Linked DNA regions of Homo sapiens: region 2 is linked to region 1. A link is a loop called in an ENCODE intact Hi-C map of the cell type or tissue named here. Cell type or tissue: heart left ventricle. All regions are shown on one strand.

Evidence for each region. Hi-C counts contacts between places; a loop is a spot of excess contacts. Peaks named below come from ENCODE experiments on the same cell type or tissue, not always from the same donor. Only the 100,000 strongest peaks of a DNase experiment are listed, where the experiment ranks them.
Region 2: it touches region 1 in a loop (2.4-fold over the local background); 6 of 110 quality-filtered maps call a loop at or near these places.

What each region holds. Positions count from the first base shown.
Region 1 is chr3:131,801,769-131,809,768 of GRCh38, reverse strand. All of the region lies in intron 2 of CPNE4 (copine 4), which reads left to right. LOC105374113 (a long non-coding RNA gene) reads right to left here and starts at 6,959. Exons shown (of 7, transcript XR_007096089.1): 1 at 6,878-6,959; 2 at 6,267-6,372. In heart left ventricle, no CTCF peak of the experiment used is centred here; no DNase peak of the experiment used is centred here; H3K27ac peaks cover 218 bases.
Region 2 is chr3:131,546,211-131,554,210 of GRCh38, reverse strand. It overlaps CPNE4 (copine 4), which reads left to right. Exons shown (of 16, transcript NM_130808.3): 13 at 1,720-1,771; 14 at 4,131-4,264. Among named protein-coding and RNA genes, the nearest start is that of MRPL3, 47 kb to the right of the region's middle. RefSeq lists a silencer at 572-631. In heart left ventricle, a CTCF peak has its summit at 4,697 (motif pointing left); no DNase peak of the experiment used is centred here.

The DNA of each region.
Region 1 (8,000 bases):
TTACATTTGCAAATCTCTACAATAACCTATCAGGTGATATTACCTTTTCTCATTCATATTAAATAAACATTGAAGCTTATGATTTGTTTGTCCACATTTGATTTCCTATTAGCATATATTCCACTGGTTTTCATTAACCCAGGTGTATTTCAATTGTCAATCTTATCTAATATTTATTACCACACAGTTGTGTTTGAGCCTTCATATTTTGACCTCACTTTTTCTGGGTATTTATTAAAGCTTTGTGTATAAAGCGGGAAGGGGTATTCACTTTCTCTTGCTTGTTATAACAAATTACTGCAAATTCAGTGGCTTGAAGCAACACAAATTTATTATCTTACATTCTGTGTGTTTTAAGTCTGACAGATCTCACTGGCTAAAATCAAGGTGTTAACAGAGCTGTGTTCCCTCTGGAGGATCTAAGGGAGAATTCATCTTCTCATCTTTTCCATTTCTTAGAGGTCACCTGCATGTCTTGGTTTATAACTCTATTGCCTCATCCTTAAACCAGTAATGATGGGTTGGGTTGTTCTCATATCACATCACTCTGACCTACTCTTCAGCTTCTCTCTTCTACTTTTTAGAACTAGTGATTACATTGGACCCACCAGGATAATTTAAGATAATCTCCCTATATTAAGTTCAGCTGATTAGCAGCCTAATTTCCACCTGCAACTTTAGTTCCCCTTTGCTATGTAACTAACATATTCACAGGTGTACCCGCACACATGCACGCACTTACACAAGCATATATGTCTACACTCTCCAAAGAGATGTTCTGTATCATTAGAAAAACCACAGGCTACTTTTACCAAAGATACATGTTCCGTCCATTCTGATGCTTTTGGGTGAAGTATCTTCTGGAAAATTACTAGCTTATATTACAGTGCTTAGTTTACCGTTTACAAAAATCCCTTTCAATACAATAAATTCTTCTGTAAATGGGCAAAGAATAATTTTATTCTTTTCCATTTTATAATGAAAACTGGCAAATTGCCACATTTCTTTTTCTATATTCTAAGAACCTCAATACTGAGTTTATTAGATAGGTTTTCTCACAGAATGTTTCTTTACTGCTTTTTCCCTAATTTTCACAAATAACACATGAAACAGTTCTATTCAAAATATTTTAAAGATTGTATAATGAGCTTATTTTTTGAAAATTCAAATGATATAGGATAAGGCAAACTTGTTGCTACATTTTGATGACCAATTCTTAAAAAATAATTATCTCCCATCTTTTTTTTTCTCTTTGAGTTTTAGTTTGAGTAGTTTCTATTGATTGATTTTTGAGTTCACTGACACCTTATCAAAGTATTTCCTCATTATAGTGACTGTGGTTTTTATTTATAAGATTTCCATTTGACTTTTTCTTATAGTTCCTATAAATTCTTCTTTTATGCATGTTGCCCACTTTTTCCACTAGAGCCTTAAAATATCAGTCAATTGTTATTTTAAATCCTCTGTCTGAGAGTTCTAACATTGAGCCATTTTTCAGTCTAATTCTGTTAATTAATTTGTCTCTTAACAGTGAGTGGGATTTTTTCTTGCATTTTTGTGTGTTTTGTAATTTCTGATTGAATGATGGACATTCCGTTTAGGACAGTAGACTCTGGGGTAGAGTCCTTATACCTGAAAGTGGACATGCCTCTTAAATTGCTCTGCTGTTAGTGTGGGGACTTGAGTCAAACTAGCCAGGAGCTGAGCTGAGTTTCAGTGTTGCTGCTATGGTTACTTTCAGTTCAACACTGGCTTCAAAGTCCTCTAGCATTACCTTATGCTTCATGCCAGAGAGTTTTTCTCAATGCCTCCTTCCATTTGCCTTTGTCATTCATTCATTCATTCATTCAACTAATAACGATTAAATATCTTCTATTATGTACCAGGCACTGTTCTAATTATATAAAAATAAGACGGGCAATATTCTTGCTATCATGGAGAATATATTTGAACATTTTCTACTATTTCTTTTGCTTTTAAAATACATGTTCATTTTAAAAAATATATTTTAAAATAATAAATATACAGGTGAGAACGTGGGGAAATAATTTACCTCATATTTTTCAGATTAAGATATTAATGGCCATGCTCATTTCAGAGGATAATTAGGCCTAACTGAATTGTATATTTTAAAAGTGTATTCCCCTATGACCCAGGGATTTCACTTTTCTTTTTTTAACCTAGAGAAATAAATGTACATGTTTACATGGAGGTTAACACTAGGACATTCACTACTACATTGTTTTAGAGAAAAATTGAGGAAAAAATAGATGTCCATTAATAAGAGAATAGACCCTAGTTCATGCATACACTGTGAAATAACATGCAACAGGTATAATAGAGTAGATCTGTATATAATGACCTAAGTATCTCCAAAGCAAAATGTTTTTTAAAAAGTATAAAATTATATATGCGATATGATACCTTTTTAGAAACAATTTTTAAAACCCAAAACTATAAATTTGCCTGTGAGATGCCCTTTGCCCTGAACAAAGGCACGTGTGACTTTGTGGTGCTTCAGTGTCTGGCTTGGGGCAAGGAAACTTCTGTTCAAGTGTCCCTTTCCCTGATACCTACACTGACACCCATCATACTCTTTTCCCTCTAGAGGGTCACTGTGTCCCCTTCCCTTCATCACCACCCCCGCCAGGCACTGGCAGCATAGAATACTGGTTCCTGATCTCTAAACTCTGAATTTCCTAATAATTTATGGCCTTAACACAAATGCAGGTCCCTTGTCCTGGTGTTATGCATACCTTTCTCTTTCTCTTATCTCTTTCTCCTAATCCTGGTAAACCTCTAGTGTGAATAAGAGAAGCTTCACTTTACCTCCTGTCTCTGTTTAAGCAATTTGGGGAACTGTGAAAACTACAAACTTCCTCCCTTCTTAACCGTCTCTCAGAATGGATGTTAGGTTTTTCGAAACAAATCCAGGAAGACTTTTGTGACATTCATTCTTCCTTTCATGCTACCACCTCGTTCTCCAGAGGCAAGGGACATGGAGTGACCACATGTTAGAAACCAGAGCAAGAAAATGAGGGAATAGCTTTGTTGTAGTTTGTGGCTTCTAAAAGTGCCTAAGAGATATTTTTAAATAAAATTTTCACTTTTTCCCTACACTTGTGTCTTAACATCTGCTGACCAAGTTTATTGTGTTTTCTTGCTCCAGGCTGACAACTATAAAAATTGTTCCTATTTCTTTTTTTTTTTTTTTTTTTTGAGACGGAGTCTCACTCTGTCACCCAGGCTGGAGTGCAGTGGCACAATCTCGGCTCACTGCAAGCACCGCCTCCCGGGTTCATGCCATTCTCCTGCCTCAGCCTCCAGAGTAGCTGGGATTACAGGCGCCCGCCACTATGCCCGGCTAATTTTTTGTATTTTTAGTAGAGACAGGGTTTCACCATGTTAGCCAGGATGGTCTCGATCTCCTGACCTCATGATCTACCCGCCTCGGGCTCCCAAAGTGCTGGGATTACAGGCATGAGCCACCGCGCCTGGCCAATATTTTAATTTTATGTTCTAATTAATATTTAAGGCAAAGTTCATATTTTAAATTAAATATCATTTAGTTGTATGAGGAAGGATGGCTTCCAGCCAACAAAAACGTTCTCCTTAACTTCCCAGATACTTTTAGGAAGACTCAGATAAAGTTTCAAGCATCCAGTTATATTTAAGACCTGCCTGAATATGGCTGCACAGTATCTAATATCTAAGTTATTCACTAGCATGGTTCTAGCTGCATGTTAATAAAAGTAAAATGACTGGAATTTCATGATTTCCGATTATTTATATGTACATCTGGAAGATTTTATTTCCCAAAGAAGGCTGCAATAATACATTTTATTCCACATGCTCCTCTTAAAATGTGACCTTTCCACATTCATAGATATGACAGGCAGAGTCTATTTCTCTTTTTCCTGGACTTGGGCATATCTTTGTGACTGCCTCAACCAGTAGGGCACAGTGGAAGTGTCACTATATAACTCGTGAGGCAATGAAAGAGCTGCACCTTCTCCCTAGATCTGTCTTAGAACACTTGCTTTTGGTACCCAGTCACTACCATCTCACACCCAGCTGTGAGGAATCCCAGGTTACATGAAGAAACCATTTTTATAGGTGTTCTGGCTGACAGCCGGCATCACCCAGCAGACATGTGAGGGAGGCAGTCTTCAAGATGACTCCAGTCCCTGTTAATGTCTAGTTGCAACTTCATGAGAGACTCTGAGTGAGAATCATTTAGCTGAGCCTACCCAATACCCAGACTGTATGAGATAATAATAAATGAGGATCGAATTTGTTTAATACCTTTAAATTTGTTGTTTTGTAGACAGGTATAACTAGAACAGCACATTGGACCAAAAACAACCCTGAATTCGAAGTGTCAAAATTGTTGAAATCACTGGCTTGTGGTTTCACTGATACTAAATTTTTCCATCCATCTCTTTATCTTGCCACAAACATGGGAAGCACGAGAGCTCCCTATCTCATACATCTGCAAAATTGTACTTTACACTAGCTATCCAAAATAATGTATCTTTCCAGGGCACCAAGGAGAGCAAGCGATGGCCTTCCCAGGGAAAAACACATCTTTCAGTTTTGCAGCAGGTAGTGTATGATTCATACATGGGCTGATTGGATGGGAATGAGGAGAGAAAAATCACAGAATGGGCAATAAGAATTCTGTTGGTTTGACTCAAGGCAAATGAATCTGGGAGTACTCAGGATAGTGCTCATTTTGGAATTTAGTCTGCTTGTGACTATTTCCCTTAAATAATAAACCATTCAAAACCTAGTGGCTTAAAAACACCATTTCTTTAACTCACTATTATGTGAGTCAGCAATTTATGCTGTGCTTAGTTGGGCAGTTATTCTGGTCTCAGATGGACTTTCTCATGTGTCTGTGCCCAACTGCAGATAAGGCCTCGCTGATGACAAGGGCAAATGGGAAGACTGGGCCACATGTCACTTGTTCTCTATCAGGTTAGCCTGAGCTTAGTCACATGGCAGTGGAATAGTTCCAAGAGAAAGAGCAGAAGCATTTAAGCCTCTTCTGGCCTTGGTTTAGAACAGGCACGCTGCCACTTCTACCACATCCCATTGGCTGAAGCAAGTTACAAGGCCAGCCCAATACAAGGGATGGGGAAATACACGATACCTTTTCAGCAGATGAATTGAAAGTCACATTGTAAAGGATGTAGAACACAGGAAAAGGTAAAAGAAAACCATTTTTGTGATCATTTAGCCCTTGTTTTGGTTTATTATTGTGCTAGTCCTACAGATCAGGTTATATAAAGCAGTCTGATATGAAGTAAAAACAGCTGGATTCTAGGCATTTATTCACAAGGCTCGAGTCATACCTCGGGAAGATATAACTAGGTTTGTGAGTAGTTCACATATTCTATAGATATTTATAATTTGTATTTTTTAATACTTGCCAGCTGCTTGACATTAACATTTTCCCTGTAGTGTCCCAATTTCTTGTGTCTGAAATCATACGGGTTCTGCTTATAGCAGACAAACTGAGTTCCACCGAGATATACAGGTTGGTAATGATTAAACCAGTGTGAATGAATAGGGAGGAGAAAAGTTTCAGAACTTCTACCTGATAGTTGAATCAGAGAATCACAAATGTTCAGTGGTAAAAGAGAATTTCAACTAACCCCTTTAACTCTGATGGGATGGATTAATCAATAATGATTTGTGTGTATTAGAGAGGGAGAGAGAGAGACTAATTGACTCTAGATATTTATAGGCACACAAGAGATAAGGTGAGAAAAATAATTAAGATGTATTGATTTATTGTGCTTGTAACTAGACTTTATAAACTCAGATGCTCAGAGATGGAGTCAAACCTTAATAAGAACTTTAATTTCTCATTTAGTAAGAGATTAGTCTTTACGGTTTTCCACTCTTCCTGACCACCATTTTGATCACTGCTTAATGTTCCAGCAATTAGAGGTACGTAATTTACTTAACCATTTCCCCGTTGTTAAATACTAATATTGTCACTAGTTCCTTATGTTTACAAATAGTGCTGCAATAAACATTTCTGAGCACAGCATGTTCTCCTCAGCTTGGGTATGAGCTTCACAAGGGCAGAGAGTTGTCTAAAGTATGGGTTTTCAGTGGCTAGAACAGTGCCTGGCACAAAGTAGGTGCCTAACAACATTTTAAAATATCTTTTGAACAGATAGAGTTGTCCTCATATTTTAAATTCTTTACTCAGGAGAGAGTCCCAGATGTCTATGCCTTCAGAGTATTCTTACCTGAATATCTCATTTGAGGAGAACAAATCACATACACAGTTTGTCTTCAATGTAGAAAAACTTGATAGAGACAGTTAGCAGCAAAACTTCCTTTTGCTTTTGTTCTCTAGAAAGAGATAACAAACTAAATGAGTAGGACTGACTGTATTAGAAAGCTGGACAGAGAAAGGGAAGAGAGTTAGCATTTCCTGTTTTCTGCTATATGCCAGGCACTGTGCTAAATATGATACTGGCAACATCTCATGTCATCCTCACAGATGTGGGTGCAATCATAACCATACTCAAATGAAAATTCATCCCTCTAGGACATTATGTAATTTGTCGAATTCCAAGGTTATCCACCTGGCTAATGGTAGAGCCAGGATTTGAATTCAAACATTTCTGGCTTCAAAGCATTTCTTCTTCGTCTTTTTATTTATTTTTGTAACCTTTCACTACCTCCCTGGAAACTGAATTGGATAGATAACTTAGAAAATCCTCCAACAAACTAACCTTAAAATTTTCTAATTCCAGTCCTGAGTCCATACAGGTTTTCCATCTGAGGCCAGAATGCTAAAACCCAAGGCATTAAAGTGCCAATTTAGGGAAGATTGTCTCTGTGGGTTGCTGACCTGCTCTGCAGTGACTTTCAGCTTTGCTTTATCATGACCTGGTCCCTCTTTGAAGATTGTCAGGAGAAAAGCAGCATCTTTCTCTATGTCCATAAAATATACTGTTTTCAATGATTCAGTTTTGAGCTCTCAGCCACATTAACAGGTTTTCAGGGGGAGATTCCAGGGTTTCCCTCCGTGAACATTTTGTGCTTTGAGGATGATGCTAAGGGTCTCAGCTTAGATGTCTGTATTTTGATGTCATTTACAGCCTTGCTGTGAGAAATTCAGTGCATTGTGACATAGGTCTTTCCATTAAACAGTGTCTGTCCGTGCTGTCCTGACCCCATCCCAGGCTAAGTGCAATGTATAGCCAGCATCTGCTGACTGCCTCCCCCTACTTCAATTTTATAACACAGAAAATGCAGCTGGGCAATTTGTCAACATTTTTCTTCTGTGCAAACCAGAAGAGTTTGTAATAGTCTACTGTTCTATACCCAGAGCAGAGGTCTGAGGCTTTTGAATGATAGTTCCCAGTTTTCTTGACCCTTTTCTGTATGAATTACCTTGTTAGAATAAACTGAACATTTCCCACAGACTTTAAGTTGCAGACTTCCCAGATGAGGAAATGCTCTACTAGTATAACCGCAGAACAGTGACATAAGAGACTGGACAAGGAGTAGATGTGGTTGACTTACTCACTTAGTCCATTCCCTGTTCTCTCCCATATTTCTACGGCCTCAAATCTCTGGTGCCCGTTGGAAAGGAAGTCTTGCACTCTACTTTGATCAGGTGACCAGAACCTGATTCTCACCAAAGTCCTTCTGGTCATGTTCTGCATTAACCTTTCTCTCTTACTTTAGATGCATAGCCTGATTTATGAAACCGACCCTGAATTTATCTTTCCCCTGAACTTCCCCCACCCTATTTCCTAGACCTGAAAGATCAGTCCATCTGATTAAAACCATTTTATTATTACTACTATTACCCTAGCAGTGTCCCTGTCTACATTCTTTTTTTTTTTTTTTGGCATTTGGCTTAGTTCTTTTCAAATCCTAGCGCGGCTTGGAGGCATTGCCACTAGGCAATGTACCTGGACTGAGTCCTGAAGTTGAGCATTTACTGAATACTTATCAGCACTCAG
Region 2 (8,000 bases), 260 kb after region 1:
GAATGCCCACTTTCTTCATAGAGCTGCTGAATAGCTCAATAGCCATCAGCCCAACTACCCAGGGATTCTTGAGTTTTCACCACATCCCCACCAGGTGGTCTTCCAGCCTCAGGTTGGCCCAACAGGGCTGAGGACAGAGCTATGCACCATACCTTTTTCTCACTAATGACATCTTTTTGGTTCCCTTCCTGGAGTAACTAATCTTTCTTGCTGTTTTCTGAAGTCCTCTTGTTCACTTGATCCCCTAACTCCATCCTTCCTGTCAGCAAAATCCCCTGGTTATTCTTGTTTCAATAGGCATCTCTCACATTTCCCCATTTCGGGTCCCCTAATTTCTCCCATTCCTCAGACAAGCACTGATGATTTGAGCAGCTCAGGTGCCCCCAGGAGAGTTTACAAGGTTGCCACAATTTACTTCTTAGGACAAAATCTGAAAGTATGCATTGAAACTGAAACACAAGCACCTCTCTTTCTTAGTTAGCACTTTCTCAGAAACAGATCTTGAGACAAGGGTTTGGATGCAAATAGTTTATTTAAAAGGTGAGGGAAACCACAATAGAGGTTGGGAAGTGGAAGTCAGCACAGAGTATATTATCAAGTCAGTTACCGCTGTTGGCAACTGGTGCTTAACTCTGCTGAAGAACCCTAGGAGACAATATACAGCACACATGGACCCCAAGGGATAAGGGAGCTGGGATATGTATACATCACCTCCTGTTAATTACTGATTACTCCCAAGGGTCACTTTTAGCCTGTCACTTGGGCAAGCAAGGCAGGCCCTGGAGGCCAAGAAAAAACTTAAGGTAAACAAAGCAAATAAGATGACTGAAGTCAGCTGGCTTACCTGGAAGTGCTAAGAGCAAGGGACTAGGATAAGCACTGAGAGCATCACCGATCACCTCCCACTAAGAAAACAGGTGTCTTTTAACACAGTGACCTAATTTATGGATACCCAAAAGAGTCAGAGCTTGGAAATATCCTTTGAAATGAAATTCTCCATAAAATACCAAATGATTCAATAAAAATGTCCAGATGCCAGAACATCTATCTTGTTTTATCAGGTTTTCGGAAAGAAAAAAGTAAACAATATGTTATTTGACCTTGTGCATAGGTTCTGCCAGGTAGAGGAATTTGTGTTGAAATATTACAAAGTATATTACTTTACTATGTTTCCAAAAGTAGAGTGCAGTCTGTTTTACCTGTAGGTATGTGAAAATCCTCCTGCCCTGTAGTTCTGCATATCATGTTAATGATTCTTAAGTGTCAACTGCTTAGCTGAAGCTTTTATAACCATCGCTATCTTCAGCAGACAGCTTGGGTTATTGAGTTTTTTTGTTTTTATTTTTGTTTTAATCACTGGGTCCAAATAGAGCTCAGCCAAATCTAAGCCTCCAGTCTGTGGCCAGTTCTAACTAGCAGCTATTCAAAGTTATCTTTCTGAAATCTTTTCTTGGATTTTTTTATAAGCCTTATTCTCCCCTCCTGACAGCATTTATCTGATTCTAGAAAATATTCCTGTCACCTCAACTCCACAGGGAGCTTAGAATTCACCCTCCATCTCATATTGATTGTGTAAAGGCTTGAAATGGTTCCTGCTGCTTAACACATAATGAATATAATGGGCATTTGTTTGCAAACTCTAAACCCCAGTGCCTTCTTACTGGATTAAAGTTGTAATTCTTCTTTCTTCCTGTTTTTTAAATTTTAATCGGTGTCTAGGTCTCTCATGACTTTGCAATCAACTTTAATGAAGACAACCCAGAATGTGCAGGTAAAGCACAACGTGAAAGAAAGCCAGTGTCACAGTCCTTCCCTTTGCAGCTTTCCCATTTTAGTTCATCTCTGCTGGTGTAGCATATTAGTTACGATTGTCCACAGAATCTCTGCTTTCTGTATCAACATAAACCATGCTACTCCACAGGCAAGAGAAAGCCATGATAACAGAGCAGGAAAATAAGAACTGGAAAAGACAGAATGCAGAAGAGGTGGTCTTGAGTGTATGGCAATAATGTTGATCCCAGTCTGGGATTCCTTGGGCCATAATAATAATAATAATAATAAATGAAACTTCACCTGGTAGGCAGTGATACAATATCCCTCTTTCTGTTTTCCAAATTTTCATCAAGTGTTTTTTTTTTTTTTTTTTCACAACTTCATCTCTGTGCCGATATAAGGAGAGGGGGGAACATGGAAATCATTTCCCACTTTCGGCATATCGGCCAAGGACATGGCCTCAGCGAGTTTGAACAAGCAGCATCATGGCTTTGTGCCAGAGAAAGCCTGCTCAAAGGTTCTGGTTCATGTTCCATTGTTTCCAGCCAGAATTCTCTGACATGATTTCACAAAATAATGATATTGAAACTATGATAATAATTATTATAATAAATTTTGTTCTAGAATGATTTTTTCTGTTTTCTAACAGAGCCAAGTACCTATGTTGCTATGAAGATCATAAGACATTTTTGCATTAGAAATGTCCATATCTCTCTCTTCTTGTCAAGGAGGAAGGAGGCTAAATCAGGATTAATTCAGATCCAGTAGAGTGTGTAAGGCATCTAGCAGTTAATGGCCAAGAATATGATATCAATACCATTGAGTCTGAACACAGTAACCTCCAAGACCCAATCTCCATTCTGCCATTTTTTCCACTAATGTATTCTTCATCCTCAGTTTATTATGGATTAGACTTTCCTCATCCCCAACCACCCCCATTCTGCAACTGTAAGAGTGGTTTCCCCCACAGCAGAATGAAATATAAACCCTGGTATTCACCTGTTTTATACTCTTAGAATTCATCTGCCTGATACTTTTCAAGAGGAAATCAAACTTGCTTATCTTAGGCAAAAGCTCAAGAACCAAAAAAACATAAGGAGCTTCTATTCAGCATCACTTAACTTCAGAACCAGACTGCAAAATGACTTGGCATCTGTCTTTAGAATGATAGGCTTTGGGGCAGGGCCAAGTGGGTGCAGGATTGCCAATGAGGTTGGGAGCATGTATGTAAGGGCAGAACAGAACAGAACTTGCTCATCTAAAATACCCAAGAGCTATTTTGCAGTGCATGGTGGTTATGGAGAATAATCTCAGGAGGGAATTGTGTGGATCCCTCTGGCCAAAAACAGGACTAATGTGCTATTTCAGAATAGAAAGGGATAGAAGGATAAGCTGAATAGGGGAAGGCAAGCAATAACACAGGCACAGACAACAAGAGAAGCCATTTGAATAAAAATCATTTGTAATGAGATTATTGCTGTGGGATCAGAATGATAACATGAAATGTACAGTCAAGATGTATCAAGTACTAGGAGAAGCTGTATAGATAGGACTGCCTCTCCTGGCAGAGTCCCATCCTTTTCTATTTCCTGGGCTCATATGGCCTCAGGATGGAAGCCCCCTTTTAAATGAGGGGTTGTCCGTGATGATAACCATCACTTATCTGTACTCAGTGCCCAGGAGATGAGTATATCAGCCACTTTGCTCATTCATCACACACTTGGTGAGCATTACATTTGCTCGATACTGCCTCAAGCTCTTTGGGGAAATACAAAAAATAAGTAAGTCATGATTCCTGCCCGCAGAGTATAACATCTGGAGAGATGGTCATGGGAACTCCTGACTCTTATAGAGGGCACGGGTAGTATCTACTAGAGTCAACAAGATCGTGTGGAAACAAGTGCAACATTGAAGCTAGCTTGCTAGTGGCTAAGAACACAGTGCTTAGAGCCAGGCAGACCCAAGTTTAAATCCTGAGTCTTGAACACACTTGCTATGTGACCCAGGGCAGATCATTGAACATCTCTAAGCCTCTGTTTCTTCACCTATAAAATGGGTATAACATCTATTTCATTATGCTATGAGGAGCGAATGAAATCTTATATATAAAGTAGGATATTAGGGAAAATTTTGTGGAAATCGTTGCTTTTGACTTTAGCTTTTAAAGAGGAGAATGATTTCAGTGGGGAAGGAGACAGCAACACTAGCAATGTGGTATTCCTTTTTATCTTAAGAACATAAACATGATGTTGATAAGGACTATTTGGGATATTTAATGCTTTACTTTTGTGTGTGTTTGGCTATAAATATATTTGGAGTGACTCTGGAGCTGTTGATCTTTGCCAATTTCACCTCAGGAATTCAAGGAGTTGTGGAAGCCTATCAGAGCTGTCTTCCTAAGCTCCAACTCTACGGTCCCACCAACATTGCCCCCATCATCCAGAAGGTTGCCAAGTCAGCGTCAGAGGAAACTAACACCAAGGAGGCATCGGTAAGGAGGGGGCTATTTGCCTCCTAAGGGGAGCTTACTCTTCCTCACCTGGATATTGGCCGTAAGACCCATCTCACTCTAACAATAAATTCCAACACTTCTCCCTGTGTGAATTTGGACAAATGACTTAACCTCCTCCTATCCTCAGTCTTGACATCTGAAACATGGGGATAATCAAACCCATCTTTGCTGGGTTGTGAGGCTAAGAGATGACACATGTCAAATGTCTACCACATTGTCTGAACACAGGAGAAACTCAACAATGGAAGCTACTATATTCACTAAAGTATGTCATATCCACCTCCTGTCCTTGAAAAGAAAAAAGAAAGGTTTAAAAATAAGCTTGCTTTTTAAGGTACCCATACTACAGATGGAAGCAAAGCACCATGGAAGTAAAACAATGGATGATTCTGCCTCCTGGTGGTAAAGCGCAGCAGCACAAAACATCACAGCAAAAATTGGTTTCATATTCTATTGCTTTTCTTAAGAAAAATGCAAACCAAGACCAGAGTTTGAGTTTTGCCCCTAATATTTTAGAAGTAAATATATTACCACAATAACTTCTGTATTTATTTTAATAACATTAATACATGTCTTTTTAGCTTTATGATTTTTTCCAGATTTAGTGGAATATTACCAATGTCTGAAGTTTGCTCTGTAATTTTATCCTGGGTACTGAGTTTTTATTTAAAAAAATACTACTCCCTTATCTTCTTACATCAATTCATCTAACCTTCTTGCACTGTCTTCATGTTCTCAGCCTTCCTTCATGTTAGAATGGATGGAGGACCATGCTCCTACCTCATGTCAACATCTTCTTTTGTGTACTTGAGCACATCTCTGAATTATCCAGGAACTTTGACTCTGCAGTTATATTCTCGCTCTTTCTCCTATCATCTATTGTTTTCTTTTCTACTTCCCTTTGTACTGAAGACTCATTCCCATTAACAAGTACTCATTCAATAATATCTCCTGCTTTAAGTTAATATCTCCCCCTTGACTCTGCTTTGCCCTTTAGCTACTGTCCTTAACTTTTTCCCACTTATAATCTGCACTCCATGCAGAAACCAGATTGATCTTTTAAAAATATAATTAGTATTGCAGCATTCCTTTGTTCTAAATTCTCTAATACTTCTCATCATACTTGGAGTAAAATCTAAATTCCCTGATATGGCTTAGAAGACATTATAGGATCTAATCTCTGCCTACCTCTCTGATCTTAATTCTTATCATTTTCTCTTTCGCTCCCTATATTTCAGCCACACTGACCTTCTTGCTGTTCCACAAACACACCAAATATATTCCCACCTTGAGGCCTTTTCACTTACTGTTCCCCTGCCAGGGTTTCTCTCACCCAAACCTCCATATGATCCATTCTCTGACTGTGTTAACATCTCTTCTCAACTCTCAACCCCTCTGAAAGTTCCCCCTGGCTACCTTATCTAAAATAGCCAACCCACCCACCCGCACCATGTCTCAGCTTTACTTTTCTTCTTAGTACCCATCATCATCTGAAATATTTTAGGTGCATCTACTAACCTGTATATTTTATGTCTCTCTACTTTCATATGGAAGCTCTACAATAAGACTTGTTCACTAGTATATCCCTAGTACACAAAACAATGCCTGCACACAGTACATGCTTAATAAATACTACTTAAAGAACGCATATAAAGCCACTCTACTTTTCATATATATATATAATGAAAAGTACTTTACATTTTCTTTTGTAAAACTGGTGTGTATCTTAAATATTGCACATCTTGTACGCCAGAAAATACAGTGTTCCTGTTTTCATTATAATTTGAAGTCTCTCCTACTTAAAAAGATCCAAATTCCCAAGGTCCCTAGAGAGAACAACAGTCACTGCATGTCTTTGGTTCAGTCCACTGGCCCTTCCATACATCTCATTATCATCTTCAGCTACTCCGGGCTTGGGTCATTGAGTGACATGAGCAATTCCTACAAGGGAATAGGAAGTTTGAAGCAAAATTTTGTTTTAGACTCATAATTTTTCCATGTCCTTTTATTAACATAGTTGACCACAGTTTCAATCTGCTACACAACATCCATCAGGTGACCCATAGCTATCCATAAGAAACAAATGGGTCTGATCTGTGGGGCATGTTCTCTCATCTCCTCTGTTCATTACATCATGTTCTTGAAATCACTAACCGGTGGTTTGACTGTGAAAAGGACTGGAGACCCTGGGGAGCTAAGTGTGTGTTACTTCAAATAATTACTTTAGAATAGTGAATATATAAAACTGTGGATATATTAGCCTTTATGCTGGGCAGAGACACTCTGTAAGCTGAGATCTTGTCCAGCAGTAATGCTGAGGATTTAATCCAAGCCAAGTCTTTTCCAGGTGTGAAAGCTAAGAAAATCATGACTCCTCTCTGCTCATTTTTCCTCTTCTTTTCAGAAGCCATGAACACTATTAGGTTTTTTTTTTTTTTTTTTTTTTTTTTTTTTTTTTTTTTTTTTTTTTGCGACAGGGTCTTGGTCTATCACCCAAGCTGAAGTGTAGTGGCACAATCATGGCTCACTACAGCTTTGAACCTTTTGGGCTGAAGCATTCCTCTGGCCCCAGCCTCCCAAATAGCTGGGACCAAAGGCATGTGCCACCACGCCCAGCTAATTTTTATATTTTTTGTAGAGGTGGGGTCTTGCTATGTTGCCCAGGCTGGTCTCAAACTCCTGGGCTCAAACAATCCTCCTTCTTTAGCCTCCCAACGTTCTGGGGTTATAGGCATGAGCCAATGCATCTGGCTAACCACCAACACTTCTCAGGATTATAGACCAACATTTCCACCAGTGCGTGGGCCCTGCAAAGGCTTCCCCAAATGCATCTCTTTCTGACCACAGAGGTCTTGGAGCAAATTTGAACCTTCATAGATGCAAGATTTAGGAATAAGGTTTGGATGTGACCATTATTTTATTTTATTTTTTAACCTTTTTTCAGCACCAGAACCAATTCTTCAAATGATAACTTGCTTAGAAACTCAACATATAAAATAGACTTAAAAAATACACTATTCTTGCCAAATTTGGTCTAAGGAGTAGAGTCAGAAACTTGTCCATTCTCTTTAGCTCCCTTATCCTCAAGAGCATCCAAGGCATCCCTAAGGGCTCCCTGGGGCCCAGTTTAAAAATTGGATGATCTCATCCCCTCTGGGGTACCAGGACTCACATGGCTAAAAAGAGAACAGAACTAACAAAGGTCTGGATTTCAGGCTGATATAGAACAGCATGAGTTTTTGGCCATCACTCACTCCCTCAGGGATAGCTGGGTCTGCAATGAAAGGACAGGTCATTAAATGGGACTACAAGTAAGAAGCATCCAACCCACACATCTCCATATAAATTACCCCTATAGACCAAGAACATAAGCTTTTCCCCAGAGGTTTCTCCTGTTCTTTGAAAAGTCTGTGGTCCAGAGTCCCTTGTTATCTCTAAGGGTCATAAACTTGAACATCTTTGGCAAGCTGTGCCAGGGAGTCTGTTGCTATAGGATTTTCCCCTTGATTTTGTGGAACTCTTCCAGGTAAAAAATGCCCCTCTTTATCTAAACAGGACCTCAAGTATATTCAAAGACTATAATATTTCATCCATGAGCATTTTCCCAGTCTGACTTTAGAAGGAACTGTTATTGTTTGCTTTATTGGAAATTTCTATCAGGTTTCGATCCTGCAGTCTACAGCCTAGTGCCTTTAGCTAGATGAAACCTGGCAGG